Regions from separate parts of the Homo sapiens genome. Here region 1 is linked to region 2. The links are chromatin loops, found by intact Hi-C in ENCODE. Cell type or tissue: chondrocyte. All regions are shown on one strand.

Evidence for each region. A loop is a pair of places that touch in the nucleus more often than their neighbours do. Peaks named below come from ENCODE experiments on the same cell type or tissue, not always from the same donor. Only the 100,000 strongest peaks of a DNase experiment are listed, where the experiment ranks them.
Region 1: it touches region 2 in a loop (3-fold over the local background); 8 of 110 quality-filtered maps call a loop at or near these places.

Annotation. Positions count from the first base shown.
Region 1 is chr9:37,472,815-37,477,814 of GRCh38, reverse strand. It overlaps the pseudogene KCTD9P3. Among named protein-coding and RNA genes, the nearest start is that of ZBTB5, 9.9 kb to the right of the region's middle. RefSeq lists an enhancer at 1-684. In chondrocyte, no CTCF peak of the experiment used is centred here; no DNase peak of the experiment used is centred here.
Region 2 is chr9:38,066,526-38,071,525 of GRCh38, reverse strand. It overlaps SHB (SH2 domain containing adaptor protein B), which reads left to right and starts at 2,299. Exons shown (of 6, transcript NM_003028.3): 1 at 2,299-3,597. The coding sequence starts at 2,881. It overlaps LOC105376039 (a long non-coding RNA gene), which reads left to right. Exons shown (of 4, transcript XR_007061483.1): 4 at 1-99. RefSeq lists silencers at 1,889-2,698, 3,119-3,168 and an enhancer at 3,059-3,862. In chondrocyte, CTCF peaks have their summits at 2,452, 2,652, 4,525 and 4,732 (motif pointing left); DNase peaks (open chromatin) are centred at 1,698 and 1,952.

The sequences.
Region 1 (5,000 bases), 590 kb after region 2:
ACCCTGGCATCGCATTTCTGACTTGGTTGGAGTTGCTAGCAAACATCGGACAAATTCCTTTCGGGATATTGGTAAGTGATCCTCTGGTGGTTGAGAATTCTTTATTGCCACTTTTAGGTGTTCAATCAATGAGTCAATACCAAAAAATCTTGCTTCTTCTAACACACCCAATAAATCAATGCCATCATTTACAATGAGCTGTCCATGACGCAAGTAGTTCAAAATGGGTTCAAAGTACTCAGGACTTTGGTCAATTAAGAAAGCTCCTCTATGATCTTGCTTATTTCCCCAGACACCTTTGTCCTTAAACATGTGGGCCAGCATAATGTCAGGTTCTTTATTCACTAAAGTGCTCCAGGTAGTTGTAAAGTACTGCCCTCCAACATGTAATGTTAGCCAGTCTGTGTGGAATCCTAGCAATCCTTCAGGAGGCTTAGAATCTGTCTGAGGATCAATAAATGGCTCTCCCTCACACACAAATAAAACATCATCATCCCTGATCAAAACAATATCATCATTCAGTCCACCTTTCCCATTATACACACTGGTGGCTTTTATGCCGAGTTTACTGCTGGCCACAGACAGCAAATCACATGAAGTTCCATATGCAGCAACCACCTTTCCGTTCTTGGGGCTGCCGTTCAGGAACAGGGTCACCCGCCTCATTGCGCTGCCCCCGCGGGTTCCTGAGTGAGCTGCCACCCTCCCACCTGGTCCTCTTCCCACCTTTTTCTCCTCCCGCCCTTCCCCTCCCTCCACCCACTCTGATTCACCTCCCTTCGCCAAATTCCTGCCCTTGGGGACACACCACACACGCACTCTGTCCCACATGAGGGTTCGGCTGGTCCTCCTTCCCACCCCTAAAAAGGATTCTTAATACACAGTCAAATTTATCGCTGAACAATTTTCAGATGTTTTAAAATCCTCATGCTGTCTTCTAACATTGTACAAGACATTTCAAAAGATATAAGAATTAAAATCTACGATCCTTGGCTTCAGGAACTAACTTCCTAGGAGGAACACAGAAAATGGAAAAAGCATACTATAGGGTGGATACTGCTGAGTCTCTAGAATTGCCCTTTTAGGTTCTATCAGGTTTTTTTGTTTTTGTTTCTTTGGAGGCAGAGTCTCACTCTGTCACCCAGGCTGGAGTGCAGTGGTGCGATCTCAGCTCACTGCAACCTCCGTCTCCTGGGTTCAAGCGATTCTCCTGCCTCAGCCTCCTGAGTAGCTGGGATTACAGGCACCTGCCACCATGCTTGGCTAATTTTTTTGTATTTTTAGTAGAGATGAGGTTTCACCATGTTGGCCAGGCTGGTCTTGAACTCCTGACCTCAAGTGATCTGCCTGCCTTGGCCTCCCAAAGTGCTGGGATTACAGGTGTGAGCCGCCACACCCGGCCTGGTTCTGTCAGTTTTGTTGGCTTCACATATTGCCATGGTTTGAATGTCCCCTCCAAAAGTCATGTTGAAATGTAATTGCCATTGTGATAGTATTAAGAGGTGGGGCCTTTAGTAAGTGACTAGGGGCTGGGCATGGTGGTTCACGCCTGTAATTCTAGCACTTTGGGAGGCTGAGGTGAAAGAATTGCTCAGGAATTCGAGACCAGCCTGGGCAACATAGTGAGACCTTGTCTCTACCAAAAAATAAACAAGGCTGGGTGCAGTGGCTCATGCCTGTAATCTTGGCACTTTGGGAGGCTGAGGCGGTTGGATCACCTGAGGTTGGGAGTTCCAGATCAGCCTGGCCAACATGGTGAAACCCTGTCTCTACTAAAAATACAAAAAAAAAATAACTGGGCATGGTGGCAGGTGCCTGTATCCCAGCTACTTGGGAGGCTGAGGCGGGAGAATCGCTTGAACCTGGGGGCCGAGGTTGCAGTGAACCGAAATTGTGCCACTTCACTCCAGCCTGGGCAAAAGAGCAAGACTCCGTCTCAATATAAACAAACAAACAAACAAACAAAATTAGCTGGGTGTGATGGCATTCACCTGTGCTCCCAACTACATGGGAAGCTGGGGTGGGAGGAATGCTTGAGTTGGTGAGGCTGAGGCTGCAGTGAGCTGAGATCTTGCTACTGCACTCCAGGATGGGCAACAGAGTAAGATTCTCTCTGTCACACACACACATACGCGCACGTGCACACACACACACACGAAGTAATTAGGTCATAAGGGCTCTGCCTTCATGAATTAATTAATGCCATTATCGTGGGAGTGGGTTAGTTATCAGAGTAGTGGTTTTCCGATTTTAAAAAAGACTAGTTCAGCCCAATTTCTCTCTCCCTTTGTCTCATACACTGGCTTGCCTTTTCAGGCTGGAATCACCAGATTCCAATGCCATGCTCTTTGATTTCCTGGACTCCAGAACCATGAGCCAACTAATTCCCTGTCTTTATGAGTTACCCAGTGATATGGTTTGGCTCTGTGTCCTTACCCAAATCTCGTGTTGAATTGTAATCCCCAGTGTTGGAGGTGGGGCCTGGTGGGAGGTGATTGGATCATGGTGGTGGTTTCTAATGGTTTAGCACTATTCCCCTAGTGCTATCTCATGATAGAGCTCTCATGAGATCTGGTTGTTTGAAAGTGTATAGCACCTCCCCCTTCACTTTCTTCTTCTTGCTCCCACCATGTAAGATATGCCTGCTTTCCCTTCACCTTCCACAATGACTGTAAGTTTTCTGAGGCCTCCCCAGCCATGCTTCCTGTAGAGCCTATGGAACTGTGAGCCAATTAAATTTCTTTTATTTATAAATTACCCAAGTTTCAGGTATTTCTTTATACCAGTGTGAGAATGGGCTAATACACCCAGCCTGTGCTGGTGATCTGTTATAGCAACAGATAATGGGCTAAGATGTGTTTTGAAGCTTTGTTACTAGAAACATGTTCATTCAGGGGAATTATCTCTTCTTTATTAATTCACCCTTTTATCATTAGAATTGTCTTTCTTAATATCTTGCAGTATAACTTATCCTAAAATCCACTTTACCAAATATTAATATAGTCACTCCGGTTTTCTTATGATTGTCGTTTATATGATATATCTTTTTCCATATTTTTTACTCTCAACCTATTTATGTCTTTATATTTAAAACAGGTTTTCTATGCACTGCATATAGTTGGGTCTTTTTTTTAATTCAGTCTAACAATCACTGCCTTTTAATTGAAGCTTTTAGAGCATTTACATTTAGTGTAATTATCAACATTGTTGGGTTTAAATCTACCATTCAGTTACTGTTTTCTATTTGTGCCATTCCTTTTTTATTCCTTTTTCCTGCATTCTTTTGGATTATTAGAATTTTTTTAGTATTTATTTTATTTCCACTATTGGTTATTAGATATACCTCTTTAGTGTTTTCGGTGGTTGATCTAGAGAAGGGGGTGGCAAATATGACTGTCTTAGTCGGCTTGGGTTGCTATAACAAAATACCACAGAGTGAGTGACTTAAACAACAGACCTTTATTTTTCACAGTTCTTGAGGCTCTAATATCCAAGATCAAGGCGCCAGCAGATTCAGTTCCTGGTGAGGGCCCCCTTTCTGCCTTGTAGACAGCCACCTTCTTGCTGTATCCTCACACGACGGAGAGAGAAGCTCTAGTGTCTCTTTCTCTTATTTATTTATTTATTTATTTATTTATTTATTTATTTATTTTGAGGCAGATTCTTGCTCTGTTGCCCAGGCTGGAGTGCAGTGGTGCTATCTCGGCTCACTGCAACCTCCGCATGCTGGGTTCAAGCGATTCTCTTGCCTCAGCCTCCTGAGTAGCTGGGATTACAGGTGTGCACCACCACACCTGGCTAATTTTTGGGTTTTTAGCAGAGATGGAGTTTCACCATGTTGGTCAGGCTGGTCTTAAACTCCTGACCTCATGATCTGCCTGCCTCAGCCTCCCAAAGTGCTGGGATTACAGGTGTGAGGCACCACTCCATCTTCCTCTTCTTTTACAGCCACCAATCCCATCCTGGGTGCTCTACCCTCAAGATCTCATTTAAAGCTAATTACCTCCCAAAGGTCCCACCTCCTAATACCATCACACTGGGGGTTAGGGCTGCAACACATCAATCCAGGTGGAGGAGACACAAACATTCAGTTTGTAACAATGTCCCAATGGCTAAATTTGGCCTATTTTTATATAATCCTTGGGCTAAGAATGTTTATACATTTCTTAAGAGTTGCAAAAACAAAACAAAACAAAAACAAAAGGAGGAAGAAAAATATGTGATGAATATGCAACAGAGACCACTTGCAGTTTGCAAAGCCCAAAATATTTACTGTCTGTCCCTTTATAGAAAATATTTGCTGACCCCTGCTCTAGGGTTTATAACATGCATCTTTGGCCAGGCATGGTGGCTCATGCCTGCAATCCCAGCACTTTGGGAGGCCGAGGTGGGTGGATCATCTGAGGTCAGGAGTTTGAGACCAGCCTGACCAACGTGGTGAAACCCCATCTCTACTAAAAATACAAAATTAGCTGGGCATGGTGGCACACACCTGTAATCCCAGCTACTAGGGAGGCTGAGGCAGGAGAATCGCTTGAACCTGGGAGGCGGAGGTGCAGTGAGCCGAGATTGAGCCATTGCACTCCAGCCTGGGCAACAAGAGTGAAACTCCATCTCAAAAAAAAAAAAAAGAAAAAAAATGCATCTTTAAAATATCCGTGTACATAGAGATAATATTACACCATTTCACATACAATGTAAAAGCCTTTCTTTTTTTTTTTGTTTTTGAGACGGAGTCTCGCCCTGTTGCCCAGACTGGGGTGCAGTGGCACAATCTCGGCTCACACAGCCTCTGCCTCCCAGGTTCAAGTGATTCTCCTGCCTCAGCTTCCTGAGTAGCTGGGACTACAGGTGCCTGCCACCACTCCTGGCTAATTTTTTTGTATTTTTAGTAGAGACGGGGTTTCGCCACATTCACCAGGCTGGTCTCGAACTCCTGACCTTGTGATCCGCCCACCTCAGCCTCCCAAAGGGCTGGGATTACAGGCGTGAGTCACCGT
Region 2 (5,000 bases):
CAAGATAATTAAGTGCCAATGCGACAGAGGAACAATTTAAAGGGTAACGGAGATACTTAAGTCTAGGTATATTCAAAATAAACATCCTAGCCAGGTCAACTTCTGGGTCCTCTCTGCATGCCCCAGACACATCACATCTCTCTCTCTCTCTCTCTCTCTCTCTCTCTCTCTCTCACACACACACACACACACACACACACACACATCCCTTAGATTATTTCCTGTGAAATGCTAAGTAAATAGATCTCAGGCAATGAAGATGCTCTGTAGCTGGTGATAGTATCTGCGACTGTGAGACGTCACATAGTGGGTTTGGAAAATTCAACTGGCCACAGAGGATGACAGTTTTGTCTGACCAAGGAGGGAAAGGGCAAATAGCTTGATTCTGGAATAACAAATTTGAAGTCAATTTCACTTTACCACTGTGTATGGCTGAGCAGACAGAGGTCAGCTTCAGGATAAGACCGAGTTCAAGTCCTGCTTCTATCACTTCTGTGCTGTGGCCTCAGGCATGAGTCTGGGTGGGTTACAGAGAGGAAGCAGTAACAGCTCTCAGGCCTTCCCTGTCCAAATGTCTCAGATTGAAATCTGAGTTTGACCTCTACTTCCAGCGTGGCCAGAACTATGATGTGATCAAAAGAGCCCCTGGCCTTGCTGTCTGCCCTCACAGTTCCCACTGTTACTACAGGATATGGGAAAAACAGACTCCCCCAAAGCACATCTATAACAGACAGACAGCAAATGCAGATTATTGATTTGGGCTATTGTTTTAGTAAATCAACATTCTTAGAGAATTTCTCAGCTCTCAGGTGCCCACATCTTAGAGTTAAGTCACATTTTGAGGGTTGCCCAGGCAAATTCAAAGCAGCACCAGGCCCTAGTGGCAGCTACTTCATCTTTAGGCAGCATTTCCCTCTCAACAGGGAGCATGCCACCTCCCCTGGGTGCAGATCCCAGGAAAAGTTACACTGACCAAATCAGGCCACTCCCTGGGACTGTTTCCTCAATTTTGGTTAATAATCAAAGGATGATCTGAAATCGCAAAGAAGAGACTCTTGGAAAAGACATAATTATGGTGCCACCCGACTTAGGAACTGGCATCCAAGTCCACCTGTGTGACTTTCCTCTGGGCCTCAGTTTCTCCATCTGTAAAATGAGGTCCTGTATTTATTTTTTGAGACGGAATCTCCCTCTGTCGCCCAGGCTGGAGTGAAGTGGTGTGATCTCGGCTCACTGCAACCTCTGCCTCCCAGGTTCAAGCAATTCTCTGCCTCAGCCTTCCGAGTAGCTGCTGGGATTACAGGTACCCGCCACCACACCCGGCTAATTTTTGTATTTTTAGTAGAGACGGGGTTTCACCATCTTGGCCAGGCTGGTATTAAACTCCTGACCTCGTGATCCACCCGCCTCGGCCTCCCAAAGTGCTGGGATTACAGGCGTGAGACACCGCACCCGGCCGAGGTCCTGTATTAAATGGATCCTTGCCAGCTCCTACAACATAAGGCATTAAATGTTCCCACAACTTGCTCCCCGCCGGCTGGCAGCGAACAGGGCTAAAGCCTCGACTTCCTCAGAGGTGAAAAGGTAAGCAAACATTCCGACCTCCCCTAGCCTTGCTCTCGGATTGGTGCTGGGCCCGGCTCCCACCGCCTATCCCGACCACATCCGTCATCTGGACTGCTAATACACTCATTAGCATAAAGATTCCTCCGAAGACCTGGCGCACGGGGCTGAACCGGAGTCTGTCCCTTTAAGGAAGAGGGACAGCCACTCTGTCCCTAAGGGCACTAGGCACTGCATTTCCTCCACACGGGCCACGCTGTAAACTAGACAGGTTCCGTGTTAATCCACTCTCCCTCCTCAACCCCGACAGGGGGATCCCTGGAGTGAACAACGCGCGGGGTCCCGGGGGACTGCGGAAAGGTTTGGCCTCTGCGCGTAGCAGGCTCCGCCAGGCAACCTCTCGCCCGAGGCGGCGGCGAGCTGCAAGCTAGGTGGAGCCGGCTGCGCGGCGGGACCCCAGCGCCCTGGGGCAAGACCCTGGTGCTGGCGCCAGGGCAGCCGCGGGAGGTGGCGTGTGCAGGAGCGGAGAGGTGCGCCCACCCCGGCCCCGGGCGCGAGGGGGGCGGGGCTTGGGCCGCGGCCCGGGGCCAGGCTCGCGGGGATGGGCGGTGCTGGGTCTGCGGGAGCGGGCGGGGGGCGGGGCGCGCGAGCGGGCTCCGGGGGGGCGGGGCGGCGGCGCGGGGCGGGCTCTGGCGGCCTGAGTGTCACACACGCGGCGGCTCGGGAGGCGGCGGCAGTGGCAGCGACAGGCGCCGCCGGGACGGGCACGGGCGCGCGGGCTCCGGCGGGCGCCGGCTGCCTTCCTCCGTCGCTCGCTGTCTCTCCCGGCCGCATTCTCCTCCGCTGCGGGGCCGAGCTCTCCCCAGCGCTCGCAGGAAGGAAGAAGGGAGCCGAGGACGCCGAGAAGTTCCCGCGGCAGCCGCGGATCCCGGCCAAGGCGGAGGCTGCGGCTCCGACGGGGCAGGAGCGCGATCCACGGCGAGGGGCGTACGGCCAAAGGGTCCGCGGCGTGGAGCGCTCGGACCTTCCGCTCTCCCCCGGGCGTGGGCCGGGACCCCATGAGACGCGCCCACGAGGGGCGCGAGATTCCTAGCTTGGGCGGCGCTAGGCGGAGGGAGGTGTTGCAGCCGCCGGAGCCAGAGAGCTGCCGGCAGGAGGCGGCGGCGGCAAGAACTTGAACTTGGCGTCGGGAGCGGGCGCCCCGGACGCCCCCCGCCGGGGCCGGGGCGCCGAGGGACCTGCGCCGCAGCGCTGCCCCCCGAATGGCCGCGGCGGCGGACCGGGCTCCCGCGCCGCGGCCCTAGGCGGCCTCTCGCCATGGCCAAGTGGCTAAACAAGTACTTCAGCTTGGGCAACAGCAAGACCAAGAGCCCCCCGCAGCCGCCGCGGCCAGACTACCGCGAGCAGCGGCGCCGAGGCGAGCGGCCTTCGCAGCCCCCCCAGGCCGTGCCGCAGGCCTCCTCCGCCGCCTCGGCGTCCTGCGGTCCGGCCACCGCCTCCTGCTTCTCAGCCTCTTCGGGCTCGCTGCCCGACGACAGCGGCAGCACCAGCGACCTCATCCGCGCCTACCGCGCGCAGAAGGAGCGAGACTTCGAGGACCCCTACAACGGGCCTGGCTCGTCGCTGCGCAAACTGCGCGCCATGTGCCGCCTGGACTACTGCGGCGGCAGCGGGGAGCCAGGCGGGGTCCAGCGCGCCTTCTCGGCCTCGTCCGCGTCGGGCGCCGCGGGCTGTTGCTGCGCCTCCTCGGGCGCGGGGGCCGCCGCGTCCTCGTCCTCGTCCTCCGGCTCTCCGCATCTCTACCGCAGCAGCAGCGAGCGGCGGCCCGCCACGCCGGCCGAGGTGCGCTACATCTCCCCCAAGCACCGCCTCATCAAAGTGGAGAGCGCCGCGGGCGGTGGGGCCGGGGACCCCCTGGGGGGCGCCTGCGCGGGCGGCCGCACCTGGAGCCCGACGGCCTGCGGAGGCAAGAAACTGCTCAACAAGTGCGCCGCCTCAGCCGCGGAGGAGAGCGGGGCCGGCAAGAAGGACAAGGTAAGGTGCCCCTTGGCCTCTTCCCGAGGTTCCAGAGCCACGGTGCGCACGGGGAAACCGAGGCACCCGCCGCTCTGGTGTTGAGTCTCTACTTCAGCTTCGGCCTAGGACCCTGGGTCGGGGCTGGCGTGCTGCTTCCCGCTTCTGCCTCCTCCCGCGCCCTTTTCCTGGGACCGGCGGCCTCCTGACCCCACCTCTTTCGCCGCTGCTTCCAGAACGTCCCCTCTGAGCGAGAGCGCCCGGCCCAGCCTTGCCCCAGGAAGACGGACCCAGTCAGTCCTTCTGGCTGCCAAGGAGTAAAGTCAGAGTCAGAGCTGTCTAGGACTTCGAAGAGCTTTGACTCCTGACACCCCTTATCCCAGCCTCCACCCTCCGCTCACGCTGTAGGTGGGAAACTGAGGTCCAGAGCAAGGAAGGGACTCGCCCAATATTACACAGCTTTCTTGGTGGCAGATCCGGACCGGCTGTCTCCAGCGTGTATATGTAAATCTCTCGCGGCTGCCCTGCCCGGCCCTGCCCTGCCCCACCCCCAGCTCTAGGTTTCCAAATCCGGGCTGCCTGGTACCGGAGCTGCTCCGGGAACCTCCACGCGTGCTTTTCCGGTTGAAATGCGCTGCCTGCAAGAGCGCTCCTCATCGAACCCGTCAGTTCCTCCCGCTGCGCGCGGGAGGGGGTCAGCCTATCAGGCCCGGCTGGAAGGAGACCCCACCCCTCCTATCCTCACCTGCTTCCTTCCTGACCTCACCCCTACCCCATAAGGTCCCAGGAACACGGGGGGACTTTGTGACAGCCCCCTTCCTAACGCATTAGGCCACCTAGATTCCTCCCTTTGAAGCAGACGAGTTAATTACAGCCAGACTAGGTCCCCTCCTCCCCCTTCACACTCCTGTGAAGCCCTCCCTTCCCCCATAAAATAATACTTGTTCTGTCTTCTGGTGGAAGGCAGTGTTTTGATTAAATCTGAGGCCCGGTGGGAGAGCTCCTTCCTTCTCAGCGCCCTGGTGCGTGGCTGTTGTTCTCCCCACCTTCTTCCCCCAAAGGTAAACCTTTGCCCAGGCCTGGGCTGGGGGAGACTGATTAAGAGTCTGAGTTCCTTTTAGGACTGGATGTCCAGACAGGAGGGAGACAGGCTCTTACCTGCCATCTGGTGCTTGGAAAGGGATCTTTTTTGTTTGCCAGGAGAGAGGAGGAAGGGAATGTCCCTCTAGTTTTTCTGCCTGGCCTCCCCTCCCCGAGGTCCCCAGAATATCCCCTCCCCTGTTTGATCTGCATGGGCAGTCCGTGGAAGATCCCACCTCTCCCTGGAGGCAGTTTGGGGCACCCCTCGGAAGCTTGGACTCTGGGTTTCTAAAGCACCTAGGATGCCACACCTAGATGACGACTAGCTGGGAGCCAGGTGGCTA